Linked DNA regions of Homo sapiens: all the other regions are linked to region 3. A link is a contact called in ENCODE Hi-C or POLR2A ChIA-PET data. All regions are on one chromosome and are shown on one strand. Each heading gives the region's core, a stretch centred on a gene start or an enhancer-like site at or near the end of the contact. The rest is flanking DNA. Distances are from core to core; before and after follow the strand shown.

Region 1 (3,380 bases), core at 828-3,327, 37 kb after region 3:
AGTAAGGAATTTAAAGGCAAACAGATCCTGAAGTTGCATTAGAACCCACAAAGATGACATAGGGAGTAAGAAAAGTTATTTTAACCTCCGGATGTTCTTCCCCACATGATCTAAGCACCTCTGGTGCCCTCCTGTATGTTCTGTCTTTCCTCACTGTTCTGCTCAGCACTTAGACCCCAGGCACAATGACCCTTGAGCTCCCAAAAAACATGGCTGCCTCCCTGTGATGTCCACAGCCTGCTGTGGAAAAAACTTAGTAGGAACAACTGTGCAAAGCCCATGGAGAGAGCCAGGACCACAAAGCCTTCTCTACAAGAGAATTGGTAAGTCCAGCCTCATGGCTGCTCTGAAGGGCAGCAGTAAGTCCTCTAGATAATCTGACCCTTGCACAGCCCTCAGCCCTGGGTTTTGCTAGTGGTGAGATGTGCGTGGGACAGGCACCCATTGGTGGCGGTTGTCCCAGACAGGCCCTTGGTAAATGATGTTGGGCAGAACTGAGAGTTCCTGCAGCGGTTCCTGAGGAAGAGCACCCAGGGTGCCACCGCTGCTAGGCCCTGGTGATTGATGTCCCCTGGCTGTCATCTCATCAGACCCCTGCCTGCCATGCACCTCTGTTCCTAGTTTGAGAATGTAGGCCAGACAGGCCTGAGGACAGCGTTCAGATGGGCAGAGCTGAGAGGGGCTGCACGGTCAGCCTCTGAACCTCTGTCAGATCAAGACCTGCCTGCACCTGCGGATGGGGAGGGAGGATGCAGAACAACTAGTGCTCAAGGAAAGGCTAAAGGATTTCTTGGTGGGCTTAGTCTCACAGGAAATGATAACCTCTACTGAATGAGTGCTGTTCGAGGTTTACCTTGTGTATGCATGGAGCAGAAGGAGGCAGAGTGACTTTGAGGAGCTCAGGGCCTGAGGTGGGGAGAGAGAGACTTGGGACAGACAGTGAAGTGACCACGAGGAAGGCACTGCCTCTGAGGTTTGAGGAGGTCTGTGCTGAGGGCTGAAGGCTAAGAAATGCGACAGGGGTGTCAGAAAAGGCTTCCTAAAGGAGTTGGACTTTGATCAGGGTTTTGAAGGATGCATAGAAGTTTTCCAGGCAGAAAGATGGGGAGTGCATCTCAGACAGAAGAACAACATGAAGCAAATGAACAAAATTGTGACAAAACATGATCAAGAACAACAGGAGCCAAGAGAGACCCCGTGATTTGAAATGCATGAAGTGTGTGGTTTGGTTACATAGTAGAGATCAGGTCTCTGTCTAGACTGATGATACAAAAAGTGATTATGGAACTTTCACTATTAGGTGTTACTCTCATTTTACAGATGAGAAGGACTAAGGGCATTTCAGTGTCTTTCCTGTTGTCACACAATTAGTTAAGTGGTGGATGCAGATTTCAAGCCTTGAGTCTGTGGTCTTTCCACTGAGCTGCGCGGCTTCCCTGGAAGAAACGCTGAGGGTTGACGGCTTGACAAGGCAAGATTTAGTGTAGTGAAATGCAAAATGTGTTTCCTGAGTGGCTCTAGGGTTACCCTGCCTGAGGGTGGGAGGCTGGCAGATTAGTGAGATTTTCATACGGTTAGCACTGGAAAGCCGTTCCACATGATGTCATAGGGTATGTCAATTAACAAGCATGTTCCACTCAATAACTCTGGGAAACATTCAATTAGACCTTATAGATGATCCCTTCATGCAGGACTTCTCAGAGTCTGCGCCTGGCTGATATGCGCTGTGAGTTTCTAAAAGAATGCCTGGTAGCCCTGTCCCTACTAAAAATACAAAAATTAGCCAGGCATGGTGGTGTACGCCTGTAATCCCAGCTACTCAGGAGGCTGAGGCAGGAGAATTGCTTGAACCTGGGAGGCGGAGGTGTCAGTGAGCTGAGATCGCACCACTGCACTCCAGCCTGGGTGACAGAGCGAGACTCCGTCTCAAAAAAAAAAAAAAAAAAAAAGAATTCAAAGTACAGTGGTGGTTTTCAGTGTGTGGGCCAGAAGTTTCAAGGGTCCTTGAGACCCTTTCAGGAGGGTCAGTTAAGTCGACACTACTTTCAGAACAAGACTAAGGCATCATTTTACCCTTACTTTGTCACAAGCATACACTGGAATTTTCTAGAGCCTACATGATAGTGCAACAGGTTGAATTCAGAAGCAGAAGTGAAAATCCAGCTCTTAAGCGGAACACTGAGGAGTTGGACCAAAACGTGGGACAGTGCCACTCTTTTCACTGGTATTTTTGTTTTGGGAAATAGAGTCATTTTTCACAAAAATATGGTGTTAGCAGGGAGTAAATTTATTATTATTTTTAAGTGAACGATTGCATATTTTAAAAAATTTCCAGTTTAATTTTGATGATAGTAAATATTGATAGGCATAACCCACATAAACAAAAGCTCTTTGAAGATTTTGATTTTTTTTTTTGAGACATGGTCTTGCTCTGCTGCCCAGGCTGAAGTGCAGTGGCATAATCATGGCTCACTGCAGTCTTGACTTCCTAGACTCAAATGATCCTCCTGCCTCAGCCTCCTGAGTAGCTGGGACTATAGGTGCATAACACCACACCCGGCTAATTTATACATTTTTCTGTAGAGATGGGGTCTCGCTAAGTTGCCCAGGCTGGTCTCAAACTCCTGGACTCAAGCAGTCCTCCCGCCTTGACCTCCCAGGGTGCTGGGACTACAGGCAGGAGTCACTACATCTGGCCTACTCTTGATAATTTTTAAGGGTGCAAAGGGTTCCTGAAACCAACAAGTCTGGGGACCACTGGGTATGTAGTATTTCTTAAACTTATTTAATCCAGAACTTCCCTATCCACCCATTTTAGGTCAGATAGCAACTATGCATCTCTTGGCATAGTGTTCCATATGGGAAGCGTTGGAATAGATGATCTTTGGTGGAGTCTGTCAACCCTGAGTTTAAAATGTGGCTCTGTCATTTAGTAGCTGTGTGACTTTGGGCACATTACTTAACCTTCTGAGTCACAGTTTCCTCATCGGTGTGATGGTGATAATAGTATAGTATTAATGTTACCTACACTCTAGGTTTGTTAAGAAGATCACGTGTGATGATGAATGAAAGGCACTCAATACAAACTAGCACCCAATAAATACTACTACTAATAATATTTGAAACAATAATATCATGATATATGACTCTAGGTACATCTTCATTAAAGACAATAACAATAATAAAAGTCTGTGAGAAATAGAGGAAGGATTGACTCTGAATGGGAGTCAGGAAGACCATGGTAGTTAGAAGAGATGGCTTCTCTGGGGTCTGACCTTGATTCTCTCACAAAAGACCTGGAGGTGGCTTTCCCACAGCTGAACTAGTGGTTGGCAATGAGGGGGCCTCATGTCAGTCTGTGGCTTAGGCAGGATCTAAAA
Region 2 (3,538 bases), core at 2-2,501, 62 kb before region 3:
CATGGTGCCAGGTGCCTAGCACAGAACAGTTTGATAACCATTTGAGGGTAATAATATTTTGTTGATTGATTGATTTATGGACTCACCGGTGACTACTTTCAGGAACTGGTTGAATGGCATCTAGAAGCCTGCATGGCTCTGGTCATAAAGGATGACAGGATGACATTTGCCTATAACTGCAAGGCCACTTGCAGGCAGAATGCACGTCCCATGTCTTGTTGATGTCTGTGCAAGATCCACCTGATCTAATCTACCTGACCTCCCTGGCTCAAGGGATCTTCTTGCTTCGGCCCCACAAGTAAATGGGACTAAAGGCATGTACCACCAAGCCTGGGTAATTTTTGTATTTTTAGTAGAGACGGGGTTTCACCATGTTGCCCAGGCTGGTCTCGAACTCCTGGACTCAAGCGATCTGCCTGCCTCGGCCTCCGTAAGTGCTGGGATTACAGGCGTGAGCCATGGCGCCTGGCCTCCCTTGGTCTCGAATGGGTCTCCCCATTTCTTTCCTTTCTGGGATAGGAAGATGACAGCTTCACTTCAGCCAATGTCACCAAGAATTTCTCTCCCTTCCGAGATTGGAAGGTGACAGCTTCATTTCAGCCAATGCAACCAAGAGAGGCTTCGGGAAAGTCAGAAGATGGCTAACGCTGCCTGTGACCTAGTGCAAGGGGGAACTGGAAGCCCCCAGGGACGATGGTGGAGAAACTGAGAACATGGGGTGGCAACTCTGCCCTGCCAGCCTCCGTGGTGGACTCTTGCCACGACGAACAGCCAGGGTGGGAGAGGCCCACTGCAGGGAGCTACTCCTTCCAGGCCTGGTGCGCAGTGGTTTCCTGCCTTGCTAAATGGCCGTTGCTCGGTGGTGATGATTCATGGCATTTGGAAAGTGTGGCTGTGTTCTGAACAGGGAAGTGAAAAATAACACAGCCAAGGTCAGTGCAGGACAGGATAGGGGCTGTTACAAAATGTGCAGTTTTACTCTGAAAAATGCAGGGGGTGGGGAGCCACAGTAAACTCGGTCCTGGTGGTTCACACCGCGTGCGTGGCGCCCTGCTTGCTCTCCTTTACAGCATCAACTTTTCCGAGTGTCAGTCACTAATTTGTCCCTTGGAAGCGGCTGCTGGTCTTGGCTGAGCGGCTGTGGGTAGGAGGAAGTGGATGCGTGATTCAGTGAGTGTCTGCTTCCTCTCTGACTCAGGATTGGATCTGTTTCTGAGGGTGGTGCCAGGGGGCACAGTGTGGCTTTAGCTAGATTCTTTGAACTTGGAGTCAAACCTGAGGCTCTGACCCCTTGTAGCCGCTGGCCCTCCCTTGACCCCTTTGGATGAGTGAGGGGGCTCAGCTGGACCCTATGACCTTGCTTCACATTGGGTAAGCCTTCTGACCTGAGGCCTTCCTGTGGTTTCAGCTGAGAGAGGCTAGTGACATAGAGAGCCGAGGCAAATCCTGGATCTGTGCCTGCCTCAAGAGCTCCCTCCTTTGTGGGAGTTGCATTTGGGGGAGCAGCATAGTTCTCAGGGGCTCCACCTAGGCAGGCGCTAGACTGATGGAGGAGGCAGTTGAAGGAGGAGGTAGTTTTCTTGTGGTCCCTTTGTCTATTTAGCCAATGATACGATAGGAGAGGGTCAGGTGGGGAGCTGAGACATTCCGAAGTGAAAAGTCAGGATTGGCTTTTTCTTCTAGAGCATGGAGTTTTCCAAGGATCTGTCACTAGTGTGCCGTCTGAACAGACATCGCTGCTGACACCTAAAACCTCTTCTAAGAAACACTCCAATTATTCAGATAATTGCTTGTGCCTAAGACTGTATAACCTAAGAGTCGGGTGCAGGCTTGATAAAGAATTGGAAGCCCTCTGCAAAACTGCTACAGGTGTTCTGTGTTCCGACGCCCTCCATCACCTTGGACAGGGGTTCTTCTTCCGGCCCAGTCTCTCCCATTTCCTCTTTTCTCCCTCCATCTCCTCCCATTTGCTTGGCCAGAGCAGAGGCTCGGCTGGTCTAGTTCAGGTAGGATGGCCAGCATCCAGTCACTGCCATATTCAACAAGGACTTGAGAGCTTCTAGAGAGAGAAATGCAAGTCAAACCAGCCTGGGCTTTTAAAAGGGGGCTTTGTGTGACCCTGGACACCTGCAACTGGGAGCCAACACTGCCACGTGCTCTCTCTTTTCTCACGCCTCAACTTCCTCTGAATACTGATCTAAATCTCTTTGCTAAGCTTCCTCTCTATGGCAGGTAATGTGCACGATGGCAGCTTTTGCTTATTGTACCTCATGACTTCACTGCCAGAAAGGGACAGAGAGGGGCCTTCACGGCCTTCACTGGGGCCAGGTGACCATCATTGGCTCAAACACTGCGGCTTGGGAAGAGCTGAACTGATGCCTGCTCACATCTGGACTCTGATTTGTGCTAGGGAGGGGGTACTTTCCAGAAGAAGGGGCCCCTGTCCTGGAAGACATACAATGGAGCCCACCACCGTGGTGCTGAGAGCTATTCCCAAGTCCTAGGGCGCAGTGGGCCCTCCTCCTTCGCCTCTGCTTCCCCTGCCTGGCAGTGAGGGGCATGGCCTGGGGGAGGGGTGACATCTGTCCACAGAGCCCATTGTTTTTTGGCTTGAAAATCCATAGGAAAATGGGGGTTTTTCTCAGCTCCCTTTTTTTGGAGTGGGGGCAGCAGCCGTGTGATTTTCTGAGTGGAATGCCTTGGAGGATCTAAGCGGTGAGTGAAGGAAGAACAAAAGAACCATTCTCAGAAGCATGGCAAAAATGAAACCAAATAAAAACCCCATAAAAATCCCTACCGGGGCAGAGGAAATACCAAGCCAGTGCTTTTGGAGTGCAGATTCTGTAATAAAGGAAAGATTCATGGATACGCTGTGCAACTTGCTTATGTTTGGACTGGAGGGAGAATGTGCAGGAACATGATATAAAAGAGTCATCCAAGAAAGGGAGGCATCGCTGTGTGCATTTGTGTTGTGTGTTGTTGCAATTCAGGAGTGGACTAAGGACTGGGGTTCATGGGGAGCCTGAAAGAGACACTGGACTGGTTCAAAGTTTGTGCACAGCTGCGGAGATCAGATGACTGTCAGCTGGGCCTGCCCCCTGCTGCCTCTGCTTGATTGCAGGAGGAACTCTGACCTTGATTTAGTCACCAAAACACCCATCTGGAAAGCTCTTTGAAGATTGATTAAGTAAACACTCACAGCACAGACAATCATAATTGAGTGACGTAGCTGAATTATCTGCAGTGCGTGGAAGAATGCACTGATGAGAAAGCTCAGGGGCATGTTCCCTCTCTGTTCCTCTAATTTGGCTTCCTTACTTAGGGGTACAGTTTCGGGCACCGGGAGTGTTTTGAGGGGATGGCGTGGAGGATGTGGAGACTTTCACTCTCATTTGGCAGGGTGACACTATCCCAGGCATAGAACACCACCCGTCACCGCACTGCAGCTGGTGTGGCCTGTGGCAGGTAGCGCTGTCCGCACAGCTGACCTGAGATGCTGCCTGTAGGGGGTTTCAGTTCTGCTTTGTGACTGTGGGCT
Region 3 (3,194 bases), core at 167-2,666:
CTCCTGTAATCCCAGCTACTCGGGAGGCTGAGGCAGGAGAATCACTTGAACCTGGGAGGCAGAGGTTGCAGTGAGCTGAGATCATGCCATTGCACTCCAGCCTGGGCAACAAGAGCAAAACTCCGTCTCAAAAGAAAAAAAAAAGACATTTTATAAACCCAGGAGGATGAAATTGCAAAATCCTCAAAGCATGTTTCTCTCTCTTCCTGGCCATAGCAGTGGGGATAAGACAGGCAGAGAACAGGAGTGTGTCTATGTCCAGAGCTTTCTTCTAAAACGTTTCTGCACCACTCCTTCACAGCAAGACCACACAGAAAGAGAGAGGCACGAGGACTGAGGGATGTGCCCTCAGGTTACCTTGCATTTGGCGGGGTTCTAGGTTCTTGGGTTCAACTCCCAACTCTGTCTGCTTTTCTGTGTAGGGCAATGATCCCAGTAGAATTTTTTCAGTATTCAGAAGGAAGTGAACTTCCAGAGGTAAACAGAAAATAGCTTTTGGCTGCAAAAGATAGGAAGGATGTTCTGGCTTTGGGCTTCCAAGCCAGCCAGCACTGCTCCTGGGCCTCAGGGGGAGGGCAGGACATAGGCCTGGCCCCAGCAGCCAAAAGAAATGGCTCCTCCAGGGAGGGGCAGCTGGCATGCAACTCGGTGGCCACATGCGTCTGTGAGGCAGGACACTGCCTGGAGCTCATGTGGGCATTAAGACATGGGGAGAGTCACCTCCCTCCCCGGTGGTAGCAAGCTGTCTGCAGTGTGCGTCCTGAGTGATGCCTGCCCGGAAGGGCGAAGGACTCTGTTCGGGGAATTCGCTGTGTGTCTCTCAGGCTACGTCCCGGGTAAATGTGCCCGAGACCAATGGAGCATGAAGGTGAGGAAAGAGGAGGCAGAGCTGCCCAGGTAAATCAGAGGCCAGGGCTGTGCAGGATGGAGGGCACCAGGCGTGGGGGGCCTTAGTGGCCAGGAAGGCCTGCAAGGGAAAGGCCAGAAGCTGGAGGGCAAGAGTAAGGGGGGCAGGAGCAGGAAACGCAGGAGTGTCAGGTGGGTGCAAAAGCCTTGGCCCCGAGGTGGAGGGTCTTAGAAACCAGAAACAGGATATGAGAAAGGACGGAGGGGACGGGGCCTCTTTTCCCCCAGAAGGAACAATGGTCATTCTTTAATTGAAAGCTGCCATTCCCTGAGAGAGGAAAGGCCTCTCAGTGTGGGGGAGGGGGCCCAGGGACGGGAAGGAAGGGGCCCCAAGCCTGCCTGACCCAGAAGAAAGCAAGAGGCCTCTGGAATTGCATTTGGAACTCGATACGGCCTGTGAAAGGGACAGGCAAGCTTGCACTGATGGCTTTACCGAAGTGTGACTTTCCCAGGCGCCACAAACTTAGCCTCTGCCCCCACCCTCTGTGGCCTCCTCCAGGACTCTGGAGCTGCAGGCTGGGTCGGACGCCTCAAAGCCGTCCAGAGCAAGGGTCTCACAGGCTGCGTGGTTATGCGGTTCTGTAAGACTTGCCATCTACACACACGGGAAGAAGGATTTCCCAGAAAAAATAGAGGAAGCTGGCCAATACAATCAAACTCACACAAACCCCGCCTCTTCCCAAATAGACGCCTATCTCCAAAACAATCAAAACTGCCCCATTAAATAACACTTGTTCAGTACAAAGGAAGTACAGCATGATGGGAATCACACACCGCTTCCAAGTAAAACATTCCCAATTGTTAGGCATGTAACAATGAACAAAAAACTTAATGGCATTCGCACGGGAGAAGCACAGTGCTTGGGGCAGGCCCTGCAGGACCCTTGAGTGCCGGTCGTCCAGAGGGTCAGGGGTGGTTCTCCCCGGGTCGGCCCCTGGGAGAGGCGTGCTCATCACACACAGGTCCTCACCTGCTCTGCAGGCAGCGACCTGGGCATTTTCCATCTTACCTACCTCCGGTCTCGGCCCTTCGGCCCCCTCAGTGGGAGGCAGGCCGTTTACCCACTGCAATTGGTGGCACCGAAGACTTCATTTGGCAAGGAGAATGGTCACAGGGCCCAGGGCAGCTGAGAGGAGGGCACGTTCTTCAGTTCTGACCGGAAGGAGGGCTTGGGGGCCCTCAGTGACAGCAGTGTTGTCATTTGTATGGACCGACTGTCTATGTCCCTGCACCAACCCCAGTTCATATGTTGAGGCTCCAGCCCTCCATGTGACTGTGTTTGGAGATTGGAGCTTTACGGAGGTGGCTGAGGTTAAGCGAGGTCATCAGGGTGAGCCCTGATCCGATAGAGTTGGTGCCCTTCGACGCTCCTCTCTCTCTCCACCATGTGAGGACACGGGGAGAAGCAATTGGCTGCAGGCCAGGGGGAGCCCTCACCAGGGCCCCAATCAGCTGGCACCTTGATCTTGGGTCCCCCAGCCTCCAGACTGCGAGAAAGAAATTCCCGTTGTTTAAGCCACCCGGCTTGGGATAGATTTGTGATAGCAGCCTGTCTTAGTCCATTTTCTGTTACTTATGTTGAATTACCTGAAACTAGGTAATTTGTAAAGTAAAGGATTTATTTTTTACAGTTTAGAAGGCTGGGAAGTCCACGGTCAAGGGGGCACATCTGGTGAGAGCCTTCTCTGCAGCGCCCCACAGCAGAGCAGGGCTTCACACGGTGAGGGGGCCGAGCGGGCTTGCTCAGGTCTCTCTTCCGCTTCTCATAAAGCCACTGGTTCCCCTTCCATGATAACCCATGAACCCATTAATCCACAAATGGATTAATCCATTTATGAGGGCAGTGCTCTCATGACCCAATTACCTCTTAAAGTCCCCACCTCTCAATACTGTCATATTGGGGATTCAGTTTCAACATGAGTTTTGGAGGATATGTGCATTCAAACCATAGCACAGTCTTAGAAGACTAATACATCATCCAATGACAAATCTGAAAGCCAAAAAAAGACAGGAAGTCTCAGGGGACAAGAGGACCCTAAAGGCCATCTCAGGCGTCTGCCTCTCCATCCGGTGATGGCTGCCCTTCCAGGCCCCACCAAACATTCCCCTAGGGACCTGGCAAGCTAATTCGCTTGGCGTGTGTGTATGTGTGTCAAATTTTATGGGTTTTTCTTTTCTTTTCTTTTCTTTTTTTCTTTCTTTTTTTTTTTTTTTTTGCTGTAGTAGAGGAATAGAAGCCCACGGATGTCCACACCCTTCTTTATGCCTTCATTCTGTCTTTTTTTTAG

What was found. Hi-C counts contacts between places; a loop is a spot of excess contacts on that map. ChIA-PET counts read pairs that join two places held with the same protein, here RNA polymerase II (POLR2A). Pooled maps may share reads with other maps.
Region 1: a map of CD14-positive monocyte shows a loop between it and region 3 (2.9-fold over the local background). The contact joins two enhancer-like sites. A Hi-C loop is called at or near these places in 10 of 168 maps with a recorded cell type or tissue (B cell, CD14-positive monocyte, GM12878 and 6 more), 34 of 37 single-sample maps with no recorded cell type and 19 of 50 pooled maps. POLR2A ChIA-PET finds 5 or more read pairs at or near these places in 12 of 52 experiments (AG04450, B cell, Caco-2 and 9 more).
Region 2: a map of endothelial cell of umbilical vein shows a loop between it and region 3 (4-fold over the local background). The contact joins the promoter of LINC03108 here to the enhancer-like site in region 3. A Hi-C loop is called at or near these places in 33 of 168 maps with a recorded cell type or tissue (B cell, GM12878, MCF 10A and 21 more), 32 of 37 single-sample maps with no recorded cell type and 34 of 50 pooled maps. POLR2A ChIA-PET finds 5 or more read pairs at or near these places in 25 of 52 experiments (AG04449, AG04450, CD4-positive, alpha-beta T cell and 19 more).

The regions. Positions count from the first base shown.
Region 1 is chr1:234,880,233-234,883,612 of GRCh38, reverse strand. No RefSeq gene overlaps it. Among named protein-coding and RNA genes, the nearest start is that of LINC02971, 75 kb to the left of the region's middle. RefSeq lists an enhancer at 946-1,015 and a silencer at 1,399-1,535. Within about 2 kb of position 2,077, at least 4 of the 41 ENCODE cell types and tissues checked have a DNase peak (open chromatin) inside an H3K27ac peak, as active enhancers do; they include CD14-positive monocyte, where a contact is called at or near this core.
Region 2 is chr1:234,978,489-234,982,026 of GRCh38, reverse strand. It overlaps LINC03108 (long intergenic non-protein coding RNA 3108), which reads left to right and starts at 1,251. Exons shown (of 2, transcript NR_186308.1): 1 at 1,251-1,371; 2 at 1,684-3,538. RefSeq lists an enhancer at 1,989-2,492.
Region 3 is chr1:234,916,758-234,919,951 of GRCh38, reverse strand. No RefSeq gene overlaps it. Among named protein-coding and RNA genes, the nearest start is that of LINC02971, 39 kb to the left of the region's middle. RefSeq lists an enhancer at 1,577-2,256. Within about 2 kb of position 1,416, at least 21 of the 41 ENCODE cell types and tissues checked have a DNase peak (open chromatin) inside an H3K27ac peak, as active enhancers do; they include CD14-positive monocyte, ascending aorta, breast epithelium and 8 more, where a contact is called at or near this core.